Linked DNA regions of Homo sapiens: region 2 is linked to region 1. Evidence: read pairs that join two places in POLR2A ChIA-PET (ENCODE). Cell type or tissue: HepG2. All regions are shown on one strand. Links, peaks and the distances in the headings refer to the core of each region. The heading gives the core; the rest is flanking DNA.

Region 1 (6,756 bases), core at 1-5,000:
TTTTTTTTTGAGTCTTCGCTCCATTCCCCAGGCTGGAGTATAAGTGGCGTGATCTGGGCTCACTGCAAGCTCCGCCTCCTGGGTTCATGCCATTCTGCCTCAGCCTCCCGAGTAGCTGGGACTACAAGCGCCCGCCACTATGCCCGGCTAGTTTTTTGGTATTTTTAGTAGAGACAGGGTTTCACCGTGTTAGCCAGGAGGGTCTCCATCTCCTGACCTTGTGATCCGCCCGTCTGGGCCTCCCAAAGTTCTGGGATTACAGGCGTGAGCCACCACCCCCGGCTGAGAACGGTTATTTTAAAGCATAAAAGCAGTGCTTAACAATGCTGTATTTTGGCTGGGTGCGGTGGCTCACGCCTGTGATCCCAGCTACTTGGGAGGCCGAGGCAGAACTGTTTGAACCTGGGAGGTGGAGGTTGCAGTGAGCTGAGATCGCACCACTGCACTCTAGCCTGGGCAACAGCAAGAGTCCATCGGTGGTATGTGTGGGAGTCGGGGGGTCGGGGGAGATGCTGCATTTCTCAAAACAAGCCTTCCCTGTCCCTGAAATGAAGAACACAGGGTTTTTACTCTGAGCAGCTTTTGCTTTTTTAGCTTTTAAGAAGTTAACAGCACTTTCTTGGTAAGAAAGGTATAAAACCTAATGAGGATGAGCAGTGAATTTTGGTTCTCAAGACAGGTCCAGCCAGCTACTTGTTGTGGTTATTTTTCTTTTCTTTGGGCTTTTCTGTATTTTCTGAACCTCCTGTGATCTTTGCAATCAGAAGGAAAAGGGAAACTTCAGCTTAAAGCAAAAGCAATTATCTGAAGGCTCGTGTGCTAATCGCCCACAGATGTAATCGGTGTCCAGTGCAGCCTCCAGGAATTTCTGCTTCCTGGACCCCTCCTACCTACTGGGGCTCGGTACCCTCCCACCCATCCAGCAGGTGACAGTTTGGGGCTCCTAGTGGGATACCAGGCACACAACGTGGAGTCAGGCAGACCAGGTTGGAATCCTGATGTTGGCAGTGACTGGCTGTGAGAAGTACATTTAACATGTCTCAAGTTCTCCCGATCTGTTAACTTGAAGGTTGGACTAGAATGACCTAGAAGACTAGATTCTAGAGGGTTGCCAGATTTAGCAAATAAAAATGCAGGATGTCCTTAGTATTGCATGGAACATACTTAAATCATCTGTTTATCTGAAATTAAAATTTAACTGGGTCATCCCCATTCTGTTTAACCCTTTATTCTAGAGTCTCATCTCTAGCCTGCCACCCTTAGAGCAAATACAGTTTCATCCTGTGACAAGTGAGTCCAATCAGTTCACCCATATTTAACTGCAGGAGAAAAAGCTAGAACAGCCTCTTTGGGAAAATGTTTGCTTAAAGCTTTTTTTTTTTTTTTTTGAGACGGAGTTTAGCTCTGTCACCCAGGCTGGAGTGCAGTGGTGCAATCTCGGCTCACTGCAATGCAACCTCCACCTCCCGGGTTCAAGCTATTCTCCTGCCTTAGCCTCCTGAGTATTTGGGACTACAGGCGTGTGCCACCACACCTGCCTAATTTTTTGCATTTTTTTTTTTTTAGTAGAGACGGGGTTTCACCATGTTAGCCAGGATGGTCTTGATCTGACCTCGTGATCCACCCGCCTCAGCCTCTCAAAGTGCTGGGATTACAGGTGTGAGCCACTGTGCCCGGCCGCTGAAAGTCTTGAACTATCTCTGCCCCAGCCCTCTAAGGACTGTGGTCTGTCCCTACTGTGGACAGGTGGCTCAGGACAGCAGGGCTTTCCAGGCAGACATGGGTAGGTCAGCAGTTGTCACCTGGGGAGAGCGCTTACCCTCCTTGAGTCACTTAGGGTCAGTTGCTAACCCCTAGGCTTTGGTCTGTGTTGTGCTGGCTTATCAGGGGGCCCTGGAGCTTCCATCTCAGTCAATGTGCGACCTTGAGCACATCACTTCCCTTAGGTGACCTCAGGCCAGCACACACAAGTGCTCAGCTGGAAGCAGGAGGGAGTGAGGGAAATGTTGAGTGTGGGTAGGCCTTGGGGCCCCCCAAGAGATGATGGCATTGCAGGGGTTGGCGGTGATGACACACCAGGACCTAGGAGGAGCCCTCACCTGAAGCTGTTCCAATCCAAAGGTCTGGCACACAAGTGGTTACATGACTGACCCACAAACAAATAACTTTAATTTTTTTTTTTTTTTTTTTTTGAGCAGGAGCTGGGCCTTTGAGGGCCCCTGCTCCAACCCCAAGCTGCATTTATGATATAACCCATCACAGCTGGATTTTAAAAATACACAAAAAAATATATAATATACATTATAAAACCTAGGTGGGGTTTGGAGGTGGCCTGAGCGATATGCAAACAGTGAGGACCTTCAGGAAGCTCGGGCAGGGTCGGGATGAGGAAGGGAAGGGGCACAGTACTTCATATGAAACTCATAAATACCCACAGGTGGCTGCTGGACAGGCCCAGCTGGCTCTGGGGGCCTGGGTGTTAAGAAGGGACAGCAGGTGAAGGGTTAACCTTCAGTCCCAGAACTGGGTCTGGGAGCTGCTACTCTAGGCAGGTAGATTGAGGTGGGGAAGAACCTAAGGGAGCAGTGCCCACCAAGGGTTTGTCAGATTCAAGCCTCAGGCAAGAGAAAAATCAAAAGCCTTCTGCTACTCTCTCCCTCTGGGCCTCTGGTCTGCCCAGAGGCTGGGACTCCTTCCTCTACCTTGCTCTCAATCTGGAGGGTGCTGGGGGGTGCCCCATCTTCCTGGGGCCCCTGGCTGGCTTGTGGGCTAATGAGGTGCTAATGGGGTCTAGTAGCTGCTGTGCTCCCTTCTTCATGCCCAGTCTGAAACAGGTGCTCCCCTAACCCAGCGCCCCTCGATGAGGCTCCACTCCACACTGCAGAGCCTCTCCCCTACCCTGCGGCCAGCCCCCGCCCCAGGGAGGTAGTATAAACCTGGGCTCTGGGGACAAGCAGCCCTGGATGAGAACTCCAGCTCTGCCCACCTCTCCTGTGGGTCCCTCAACTTCCTGGAGCCTGGGCACTTCATCTGAAACCCAGAGACCTACGCTCGCTGTGCGGAGTCTGAGGACCACACAAGCCATGCAAGGAGTCTGGGCACCAGGCCTGGGACACAAAGGGGCAAGGAAGTGTGGGCCCCTCTGTCCTCAGTCCAACCCCAACCGGACACTCCCAGGGCCTCTGCTCACTGACTCCCTTGGTCTCCATCCTGCCCTCACCTGCCCATCATGCTCCCCCAAGGGTGGGTGGGGGTACAGTGGCCACACATGCTGGAGGCTGAAGGTGTCCCCTATCCCCACCTCTCTGAGGTCACGCGAGGCTGGGCAGAGCAGGGTGATGGTGGGTCAGCGCCCCGGACAGGCTGCCCCACCGCTGAGCCCTCCTCTCCTCTCTTCTCCCACAATTAAAGCGCAGAACAGTGGCAGGGAGTGTGTGTGCTGGGGTAGGTGGGGAGGCCTCCTGGGTCCTGGGCCTGAGGCCTGGCAGGTAGATGAATCCTCAATCCTGGACCCCCCCAGGGGTGCCAGGCAGGTGTGGAGAGGAGATGCTCACCCTGCATCCTTAAGGAGGCGCAGAGGGCACCCTAGTCTTTGACGAGCTTGTAGACATGGTGCTGGGCCCCGTGCTCACTGGTGGAGACTTCGAAGACAAAAGCAATGACAAGCAGGGTCTCCTGGGAGTCCCGGCTCGTGACCACCTGGGGGGTGAGCAGGTAAGAGATTCAGGAGGTCAGGGAGAAAAGGGCCACGGGGCAGGGGGCTGAACAGACCATTCTCCTTTCCGGATCTATGCCTCTCAGCCAAGCGATGTGTCTGGCTACCCAACTTGGAGGCCCTGGCCTGTGGGACTCCCCACGACCCCTGCTGCCCCCATACCTGCAGGATGGTGAAGTTCTCCAGCACGCTGTTCATCATGTACTTCTCGGGCAGGTGCTTCAGCTTGTGGATGAAGTTGATCATGTACTCGCACATGGGCGAGCGGTGGATACGGTACACAAAGCGCCCGTTCTCCAGCCTGGCATACTCAGTCTGCAGAGAATATGGAGAAGGCGTCACTCGGCCTGCCTGCTCCCAGCCCCACCAAGCCACCCAGAGCCCCCACTCACCTCCACCTTCTCTACCACCTGTTTGCCAAAGGAGCACACCTTGGTGGAGACGCTGATGGTCATGCTATCAGCAGAGCTGTACTGAGAGCTGACCCCATAGAAGGCTCCCGGGCCCTCCTGGATGGTGCTGTTGAGGTCGGCCTGGGCATGGGGGTGGGGGGTGTTAGGTGCTGGCAGAGACCAGAAGTATTCCCGCCACACCACATCAGAGTCCTGCCCAAGGATCCATCTCTGGCACTCTGCCCACAAGCCATGAGGATGCAGCAGGGTCAGAGGTCAATGCAGTGGGCCTGGATGTTGCACCTCTGGGGTGGGGAAGGGGGCTTGGAGCAGAGAAGGCCAGGGGGACTCACCCAGAACTTGACAAGGAAGAAGGCATTAGGGGGCCCCTTCTCATAGAGCTCCTTCAATCCTCCCTTTTTCTCGGGGAATTTGTCATAGATCTGGCGCACATCTACTGCCTCCAGGGGTGGGTCTGAGAAGGCGGGGTTCGTCTGGCCGATGTGCACAAACAGGTGTTTGCTGTACTGTGGGGAGGGCCCAGACAGGGTCAGGAGAGTACTCAGGCTTGCAGGCCCGGGGGCGGGGAAGGGAGCACTGCACAGGTATAGAATTGCCTAGGGCTTCCTGAACAGGCCAGACCCCCAACCCCCAGATCCTGAGTTGCAGCCCTGGATCACCCGGCCGGCCTCTCCACAATTGTGCAAAGCCTCACCCTCACCCCCAAACACGTTACCGTGTCAGGGTCTCGCTGCACCTCCATGAAGGCTGAATACTCCAGGAGCCGCAGCCGGGAGGAGGCAATGGTACGGTCCTGCCACACAGGCACAGAGGCAGCAGCTGAGGGGAGCGGGGCCAGGGGCTCATAACCTGGGAGGGCGAGACAGATTTTCATCTGCATGGATGCATGCAGGTGCTTACTGACAAAGCTGCCCCCAGCTTGCAAAGGTGCCCCTTTTGGGAAGGAACATGAGTTGGATTTTGACTCCCCTACTATGTGTCCTTGTACAGTGTACAACCTGCACAACCATACGTGGTGGCCCTAGTAGTATATATCAAAAACATTTCCTTGTGTGTTTAAACAGAAAACACAGAGAAGTAAAAAAGGGAAAGAACAATTACCCAGAATCCCACCATCTAGAAAGAGAAAGTCTTGTTAAGATTTCAGTGCATTTCCTTATGGGGAGTTTTCTATCCATAGAGATGTGTGTAAATGTAGGTTTTGGTGGTGTGTGCTTGTAGCTGTGTATTGGCTATGGTTTTTTTGTTTTTCTGAGATGGAGTTTCACTCTTGTTGCCCAGGCTGGAGTGCAATGGCACAATCTTGGCTCACTGCAACCTCCACCCACTGGGTTTAAGTGATTCTCCTGCCTCAGCCTCCCAAGTAGCTGGGACTATAGCCATGCGCCACCACGCCCAGCTAATTTTTGTATTTAGTAGAGACGGGGTTTCACCATGTTGTTCAGGCTGGTCTCGAACTCCTGACCTCAGGTGATCCACCTGCCTCAGCCTCCCAAAGTGCTGGGGTTACAGGCATGAGCCACCACGCCTGGCTTGGCTATGGTTTTGTGCCAGAGATCTGGAAGCAACATTGTACAAGGTAAAGGGGCTATTCCTGGCCTGTCCCAATCTCCTGTAGATGTCGCAACCCCCTCCCTCCCAAAGCAAACACACACAGTTGGACCCCAGCTCTCCTGAGTGGAGGTGCAGGTGCCAAGGGAGAGCACCTCGTGTGGGGAACTTACTGCTGAGCGTCGGCGGCAGGGGCGGCTGGATGGGGTAGGCTGGCTGTGCAAAGGGCTTGATGCTGCAGACAGGAGCACAGCCTGGTGAGAGGGTTCCCTCTTCCCTACCTTCCACCTGGCCCAGCCCCTCTTCCAAGACCCCAGGAGCAAGCCACCCAGCCTTTCTGCTGAGGCCCAGAAACGCATGCTGAAAAGCTAACTCGCAAGCTTTTTGTTTTCTGCACATTTTAGCTTTTGTGAAATCCTGCTGCGTCTCCCAGCTGATCTGCCCATTTAGTGTAGGATTTCATTTCAACCTTCCCCACCCCCCACCCTGAAAAGCTGCTCCTTAAGCTGAGGGTCTTTTGATGAAAGTTGTTTTAGAGTTGAAGAACCAGCACACTTGACCACCTGACTTGTTAACTGAGAGACTGCCTCAGAAACTGAGCAGAAAGTAAACAAAGAGATGGATGACAAGTGGATGCATGCTGATGAGAGAATGCATAGTGAACAGCCAGCGCATCAGCTGTCCTGTTGCCACTCTCCAGCTTTTTTTTTTCTTTTTTCAGAGACAGGGTCTCCCTCTGTTGCTCAGGCTGTAGTTGCAATGGTGCAATCAAGTCTCACTACAGCCTGGAACTCTGGAACTCCTGAGCTCAAGCAATCCTAGCCTGCCTTGGCCTCCCACGTAGCTAGGACTACAGGCACGCACCACCACACCCAGCTAATTTTTTTTTTTTTTTTTGAGAGAGCAAGTCTTGCCCTGTTACCCAGGCTGATTCTGAACTCCTGGCCTCAAGCAATCCTCCCACCTCGGCCTCCCAAAGTGCTAGGATTGATTACAGGTGTGAGCCACCACCCAGCCTGCATCCCTCTATTTTTGAATTAAAACTTTGCTCAGCTGTTGCTGGAGCCCAAATGGGAG
Region 2 (6,691 bases), core at 1-5,000, 67 kb before region 1:
TTCTCTAGTTACTGTGTGACCTTGAGCCAATTACTTTGCCTCTCTGTGCCATAATTTCCACGTCAGTTAAATGGAGATGATAATAGTACCTGCCTCTTAGGGTTGTTGTGAGGATTACATTTGCCAACATACACAGAGCATGGTGTGTAATAAGTCCTTGGAGAAGGGAAGCTAGTACTATTGTGATGGAGGTGGTGATCCAGCTTAGGCTCTGGTACAGTAAGAAGGTCCATCAGGCTGTACCATGTGGCAGATGGAGCCCATGGAGGATGGAGGCCCCTGGCACACTGACTGTCCCCACTCATCCCCTGGGTAGGGCAGAAGTGTTCCCACACCGTACAGCCTGCCAGTGGGCATCAGGGAAACACCTGAGTCACCACGAGGAGTACGAGGCACTTGGGGGTTGCCCAGCTGACCAGGAGCACAGAGGGCTGCCCTGAAAGTGAGCCCCTCCCTACTCCTAGCAGAGACGGGGAAGGGAGACAACTGGACTTGGTGGGAAGGACTGGGCCCCAGGTGGCTTAGTTGCTCTGGCCCCAGACCAGGTCTCTCTAGAGCTCTGGGCCATTTGGGTTAAGCTTCTAACTACCACTGCCCATGAAATTCACCTGCCAATGGGCAATGGATGGAGTCATGCCCCTCCCTGCACCTAAGTTCTCTGAAGGGCTGAGTTTCTTCTTGGGGCCAGACAGTGGGTATTGGAATGGGAGCATGGGGGCTGCATGTGCACTGCAGGCTTTGTGTGTGTGTGTGTGTGTGTGTGTGTGTGTGTGTGTGTGTGTGTGTACACACATACATATATGTCAGAATTGGAATAGTCCAGGGGTTTGTTTTGCAAGAAATCCTTTTATTTTTATTTTTTGAGATGGAGTCTTGCTCTGTTGCCAGGCTAGAGTGCAGTGGTGTGATTTTGGCTCACTGCAACCTCTGTCTCCCTAGTTCAAGCGATTCTCTTGCCTCAGCCTCCCAGGTAGCTGGGATTACAGGTGCGTGCCACCACACCCGGATAACCAGGGGTTTTGCCATGTTGGCCAGGGTAGTCTTGAACTCCTGACCTCAGGTGATCTGCCTGCCTCAGCCTCCCAAAGTGCTGGGATTATAGGTGTGAGCCCCCTTGCCCTTCCCCCATGCCCCATGCAAGAAATTATTTTGCTAGGGACTACTTTTTGGTGAGGGGCTACATTGCTGCATTCGTGCCCCCTCATTCTGGCTCAGGGCCCTTGTGTTGTCTGGGGGTCTGAAGCTCCAGCCTCTTAAGTGGGGCAAAGCTGTGACATGATCAGAGGGCTTCTGGCTCTGGCATAGTGCTGGGGCGTGGAGAGGGGAGATAGCCAACACTGGGAGCCAGACCAAAAAAAAAAAAAGCCAGGGTTTTTTGCCGGCATACAAATTAAACTTAGTGCCTGGCTGTATTGTGGTTGTTGTTGTTGTTTTGAGACAGAGTCTCCTCTGTCACCCAGGCTGGAGTGCAGTGGTGCGATCTCGGCCCACTGCAACCTCTGTCTCCCAGGTTCAGGCGATTCTCGTGCCTCAGCCACCCACGTAGCTGGGATTACAGGCGTGCGCCACCATGCCTGGCTAATTTTTGTATTTTTAGTAGAGATGGGGTTTCACCATGTTGGCCAGGCTGGTCTCGAACACCTGACCTCAAGTGATCCACCCACCTTGGCCTCCCAAAGTGCTGGGATTACAGGCATGAACCACCGCACCTGGACTTTTTTTTTTGTTTTTGAGACAGGGTCTCAATCTGTCCTCAGGCTGGAGTGCAGCAGTGCGATCTTGGCTCACTGAAACCTCTCCCCTCCGGGTTCAAGTGATTCTCGTGCCTCAGCCTCCGAGTAGCTGGGATTACAAATGTGCACCACCGCACCTATCTGATTTTTGTGTTTTTAGTAGAGACAGGGTTTTGCCATGTTGCCCAGGCTGGTCTCGAACTCCTAGCCTCATGTGATCTGCCTGCCTCAGCCTCTCAAAGTGCTGGGATTACAGGCATGAGCCATGCCCAGCCCAGCCTGTGCTATCTTTAGTGCCAGGGCTTAAGAAAGGAAGAGGAGAATAGGGTTCATTGCAGGAATTGTGGTGGGTGGGGTGGCAGCTACCTGAGAAAATCTAGACAGTGGGCCTAGGTCCAGTGGGTCAGGGGAGAGAGCCTAGGGGTCAAGGTTGCTCCTGGCTGGGCAAGCTGAGAACAGGGAGCAACCTTGGCTCAGGGTAGATGACAGACCTCAGCTGTAGATGGAGCAAGGAGGCCATATGAAAATGGCAGGCTTCTGGCAAAATGCAGGGATGGGCTGCAGCACAGCAGTTCAATCTAAATAGGAGCAGCCCAAGGGACGTGGGTAGGTTTTAGAACAGCCAGGCTACAGCTCCCCTTCCTCTTCACTGGTGTCCTTGAGAGGCCACAGTCAGAAGAGACAATTCCAGGCTAGGGAGAGATGTCAGCGTGGGAACTAGAGACCCTGGTCCCAAATTCAGAACTCTAGCCAGAGTCCAGAACTGCATCTGAGTCTAAGAGGCAACCACTTACTTACACCTCCCGAAACTGAGAACAGTTTTACCGGTTCTGGTGAAAAAAACCCACTACCAGCTCATATGTGGGAGTGGGAGCTGAGGCTCTGCTGAGTAACACGGCCCAGTGCACACAGCTGTCAGGGCCTGGCCCGGCTCGAGTCCTGCTGTGTCCGAAGCTCTGCCGTTTTCTGCTTCGTCCTCTAGCATGTTCTGAGATGCCCTGTTGGGATCCTCAGGCCTGTCACTTTTGTCATCTGCAAGGGGGGCCTATAAGGCCTTAATGGGGGCTGGCGAGGCTTGAGTGGGAGCGTGACGCATAGTGGGAGCTCAGTCAGCTCCCTCCCCTCCCTCCAGGATTTGGTCCTGACAGGGAGCTCCATCAGGTCTTCCCCAGGGTCACCAGAGGCTCAGATGCTGTGTTGTCAAGTATATATACCAGGCAGTATTGTAGCTTTTCCTCCTCTGTTACTGCCTGCTAAGCGGGGACCCCACATCTTCACGTCCTCCTCTTCCTGGCTCTCATCACCACAGCCTGGTGTGCATTGCCCCGTGTCCACTGACACCCACGCCACATGGGTCCAAAAACAGAGTGTGTTCTCATTGCCTCATCCCACTCACCCTGGGCTCTGCCGCCACTGCGCTGTGGCTCTCGGGGGTCCCACCATCTGACCCTTGTCACCCGTGCTGCTCCTTCTCTTGGGACTCATCCCTTCTGAGGCCTCCCGTGGCCCCTTCTCACCCTCCCCTACCTCCTCCATCTCCAGGCTTTCAATCTGGTGGAGCATAAAGAATCAGTGTTTCTGGTACTTGTTATTTGGATAATGGCACCTAATGCTAAATGACGAGTTAATGGGTGCAGCACACCAGCATCGCACATGTATATATAGGTAACTAACCTGCACATTGTGCACATGTACCCTAAAACTTAAAGTATAATAATAATAAAATAAATAAATAAATAAAATAAAATAAAATAAACTTTGAAAAAAAAGATTTCAGCTAAAATTAGTTTCCTCTCCATGCCGAGTCTGAATATATTATAAAAATAAAAGAATAATTGTCTTTCACACAATTAAAAAAAAAAAAAGCTGACTAATGCCACTACAGTCACACACTGCTGTTGGTAATTGCTAGGGTCCTTTTTCCAGTATTGTGGCCAACTTCCACCCCAGAACCCCACTCTACTCTTGAGCTAAGTGTCTTTATGTCTCCTATTTTAAATTAGGATTGCGTTCAGTTGCATGCAACAGAAATCCGGCAATCAGTGCCTGGTAAAACAAGTTTGATTTTTTCACCTAACAAGCAGTCTGGAGGCCGGCATTGCAGGGTGGGTCCAGCAGCTTTGGGAGGCCACAGTGGCCAGGTGCTTTCGGACTTTTCACCCACCCTCCTACCCTGTCTTCTGCTGCTCCGAAGGCAGCTGCTACACCTCTAGGCATAGTATTCCTGTTCCAGGCAGGAAGATGGGAGGGGCAGAAGTTTGTCTCTCTATTAGGAAATAATAGCTTTTTCGGAAGCTCCTCCTGGTAGATTTCTGTTCACATATTGCTGGTCAGAATTATGCCAATGAACACTGTAGCTGCAAGAGAGCTTGGGGAAATTGAGTGTTTAGGTAGGCACAGATTGCTGATCCAGAGAAGACTGAGACTCAGAAGGAAGGAGAATGGAGCTGGGGAGAAGTAGGAGTGACTGCCCCAGCTGCCACTTGGAGAAAGCCACGGGGTGAGCAGGACAGCACCTGTGAACATTTCCTGTGCTCTGGGTCTGGTGCTTCTCAAGTTTAACACCCAGGGGCGAGTGGTCAGGGACTGATCCTTGAGGAACTGATGTACATTAAACAAACTATCAAGTCCCTGCAATGCAGTGTAAATGAGTAAAGAGCCTGCAGGGGAGAAACTGCCACTAGTGGAGACCATGCGAGTGGGCAGCCGATTGCTTGGCTCTGGGGGTGGGTGCCAGAGGCATGCAGGTGCCCAAGGGCCAGGTCTGCCCAATTTTCAAGAGAAGCCAGAAAACCAAAATTTTTAAAGGTTTTTTCGTTCTAACTCTATTTTGAAAAAAGTTCGGTGTTACAGAGTAAGTTGCAGAGATTGTACAGAGTCCCCACATATCCTTTACCCAGCTCACATTAAATCTTACATAAAGGAACACTGGTACAATACTATTAACCAAAGTCAGTGTGTTGTTCAGACCTTACCAGTTTTTCTGCCACTGCCCCCTTTCTGCTTCGGGGATCTGGTCCAGGATCCCACATTCATTTAGTTGTGTCTCTGTGGTCTGCTCCTGTCTGTGAGGCTTCCTCAGTCACAAAGCTAGAGGTTTACGTGACCTTTTCCAGGTTTTCCCACTCTAATGATTTGGAAATCATACATCGGCATCTTGAGACATCTTTTGAGAAGTAAAGGGACTTGAGCTGATTGAATGTTGATCACTCCCTCTCATCTTCCACATTATTAAGTTTTGCCTTCTTATTTTATTATAATTTAAATTATTTTTAAGCCAGGCACAGTGGCTCATGCCTGTAATTCCAATACCTTGGTAGGCCAAGGTGGGCAGATTGCTTGAGCCCAGGAGTCCAAAACCAGCCGGGGCAACATAGCAAAACCTTATCCCTAAAAAAAAATACAGAAATTAGCTGGTGTGGTAGTGCACACCTGTGGTCCCAGCTACTTGGGTGGCTGAGGTGGGAGGATCCCTTGAGCACGGGAGATAAAGGCTGCAGTGAGCCATGATTGCGCCACTGCACTCCAGCCTAGGCGACAGAGTGAGACTGTCTCAAAAAACAATAACAACAACAACAAAAAAACCCATCAGAAAACAGCTAAGAGTTTTGTGGTGGTGTTTTATTTTAGGTTCAGGGTACAGATGCAGGTTTGTTATGTGGGTGAACTTGTGTCACAGGCGTTTATTATACAGATTATTTCATCACCCAGGTACTAAGACTAGTACCCGATAGTTATTTTTTCTGCTCCTCTCCTCCTCCCAGCCTCCACCCTCAAGTAGGCCCCGAGGTTATTGTTAAGTCCAAGCAAGGGAAGGCCTGGTGGAAATGAATGTGTAGCCTTAACATGTTTTGTACAAACTTGGCTGTACATTACAATCACCAGGACAATTAAAAAATAAGAAACCCAATGTCCAAGCTGCTCCCCAAACCAATCAAAGGAGAATCTCTGGGGATGGGACCAGGCATCTGTCTTTTTAAAAACTCCCCAGTGACTACAGTGTACAGCCGAGTTGGCAGGTCTAGAGCAGGGAGAGAGAGCAGAAGGAGTCTCTGATCACTCCAGGTTCTGGTTCTGATGAGTGGGTAGACAGGCAGGTGGGTTGCTAAAGTAAAGATTACTAGAGGACGAATGGGTTTGGGGAAAATGATGGGTTCTGTTTGGATAGATTGAGTTTGAGCTGTCGGTAAAATATCTGAGAGTTGGGGTCCCACAGATGCTTAACATCTTAAAGCAGATCTTTTCTTCTCCTGATCCTTCCACAAGGTCTGGTGCAGACATTTCCCCGCTGGGAGACTCTCCACAGTACCTCATGATCTTATCATCTCTGACTGTGGCATTTGTGGATAATGTTTTACTTGCTAAGGGTTGGAACTGTCTCCTCCTGGGTGATGTGGACGTGGCATCACCACCCAGTAAGTTGTCACCTTGGAAAGACTCCAGGATGGAGCACATCTTCCTTTTTCTGATGTCTCTGCTATTGAGGCCATGGTTGCAGATCTGCTGTCAACATGAGCCAAGAACAGCAGGGCTTTATGTCTTTTTTCCACACCCAACCACTGAAAGGATGGGACTCACCCCTTCAGGAACAGTAGCACAGCAGAGCCGTGATTCTTGGGCCTGAGTGCTGATAGGGACAGGGTCGGGGATGGGAGGCGTGATGCATATCTGGATCTCCAGGTGGGCTGGAGAGTTGGGAAAAGCCCCTCAAGTCATTCCAATGTGCTTCCTGGAGACTCAGAACAGAAGGCAGCAGAGGAGGCAGGGAAGGGTGGCACAGTGATGTGTCACCTCTCTAGTTTATGGAGCCTGCTCCGAACCCCACAAACCCACTACAAGAGCCAGGTGGGAAGGGTGATAGGGCAGGTGACTTGTGATACAAGGAGCAGAGACCATGGTATAGCACTGCAGGAACTAGGGAAGGAGCAGGAGCAGAAGAACCCCCTCCATGACAGCAG

What was found. ChIA-PET counts read pairs that join two places held together with the same protein. Peaks named below come from ENCODE experiments on the same cell type or tissue, not always from the same donor. Only the 100,000 strongest peaks of a DNase experiment are listed, where the experiment ranks them.
Region 2: POLR2A ChIA-PET joins it to region 1 with 5 read pairs; 16 of 35 experiments call an interaction of 5 or more read pairs at or near these places.

Annotation. Positions count from the first base shown.
Region 1 is chr6:35,471,459-35,478,214 of GRCh38, forward strand. TEAD3 (TEA domain transcription factor 3) reads right to left here. Exons shown (of 13, transcript NM_003214.4): 8 at 5,853-5,914; 9 at 4,844-4,977; 10 at 4,461-4,634; 11 at 4,108-4,248; 12 at 3,878-4,030; 13 at 2,139-3,699. The coding sequence ends at 3,586. Among named protein-coding and RNA genes, the nearest start is that of MIR7111, 4.3 kb to the left of the region's middle. RefSeq lists an enhancer at 3,054-3,193. In HepG2, for the core only: no CTCF peak of the experiment used is centred there; DNase peaks (open chromatin) are centred at 1,373 and 1,933.
Region 2 is chr6:35,404,215-35,410,905 of GRCh38, forward strand. The region is part of intron 2 of PPARD (peroxisome proliferator activated receptor delta); the gene reads left to right. Among named protein-coding and RNA genes, the nearest start is that of FANCE, 45 kb to the right of the region's middle. RefSeq lists an enhancer at 6,441-6,691. In HepG2, for the core only: a CTCF peak has its summit at 2,225; no DNase peak of the experiment used is centred there.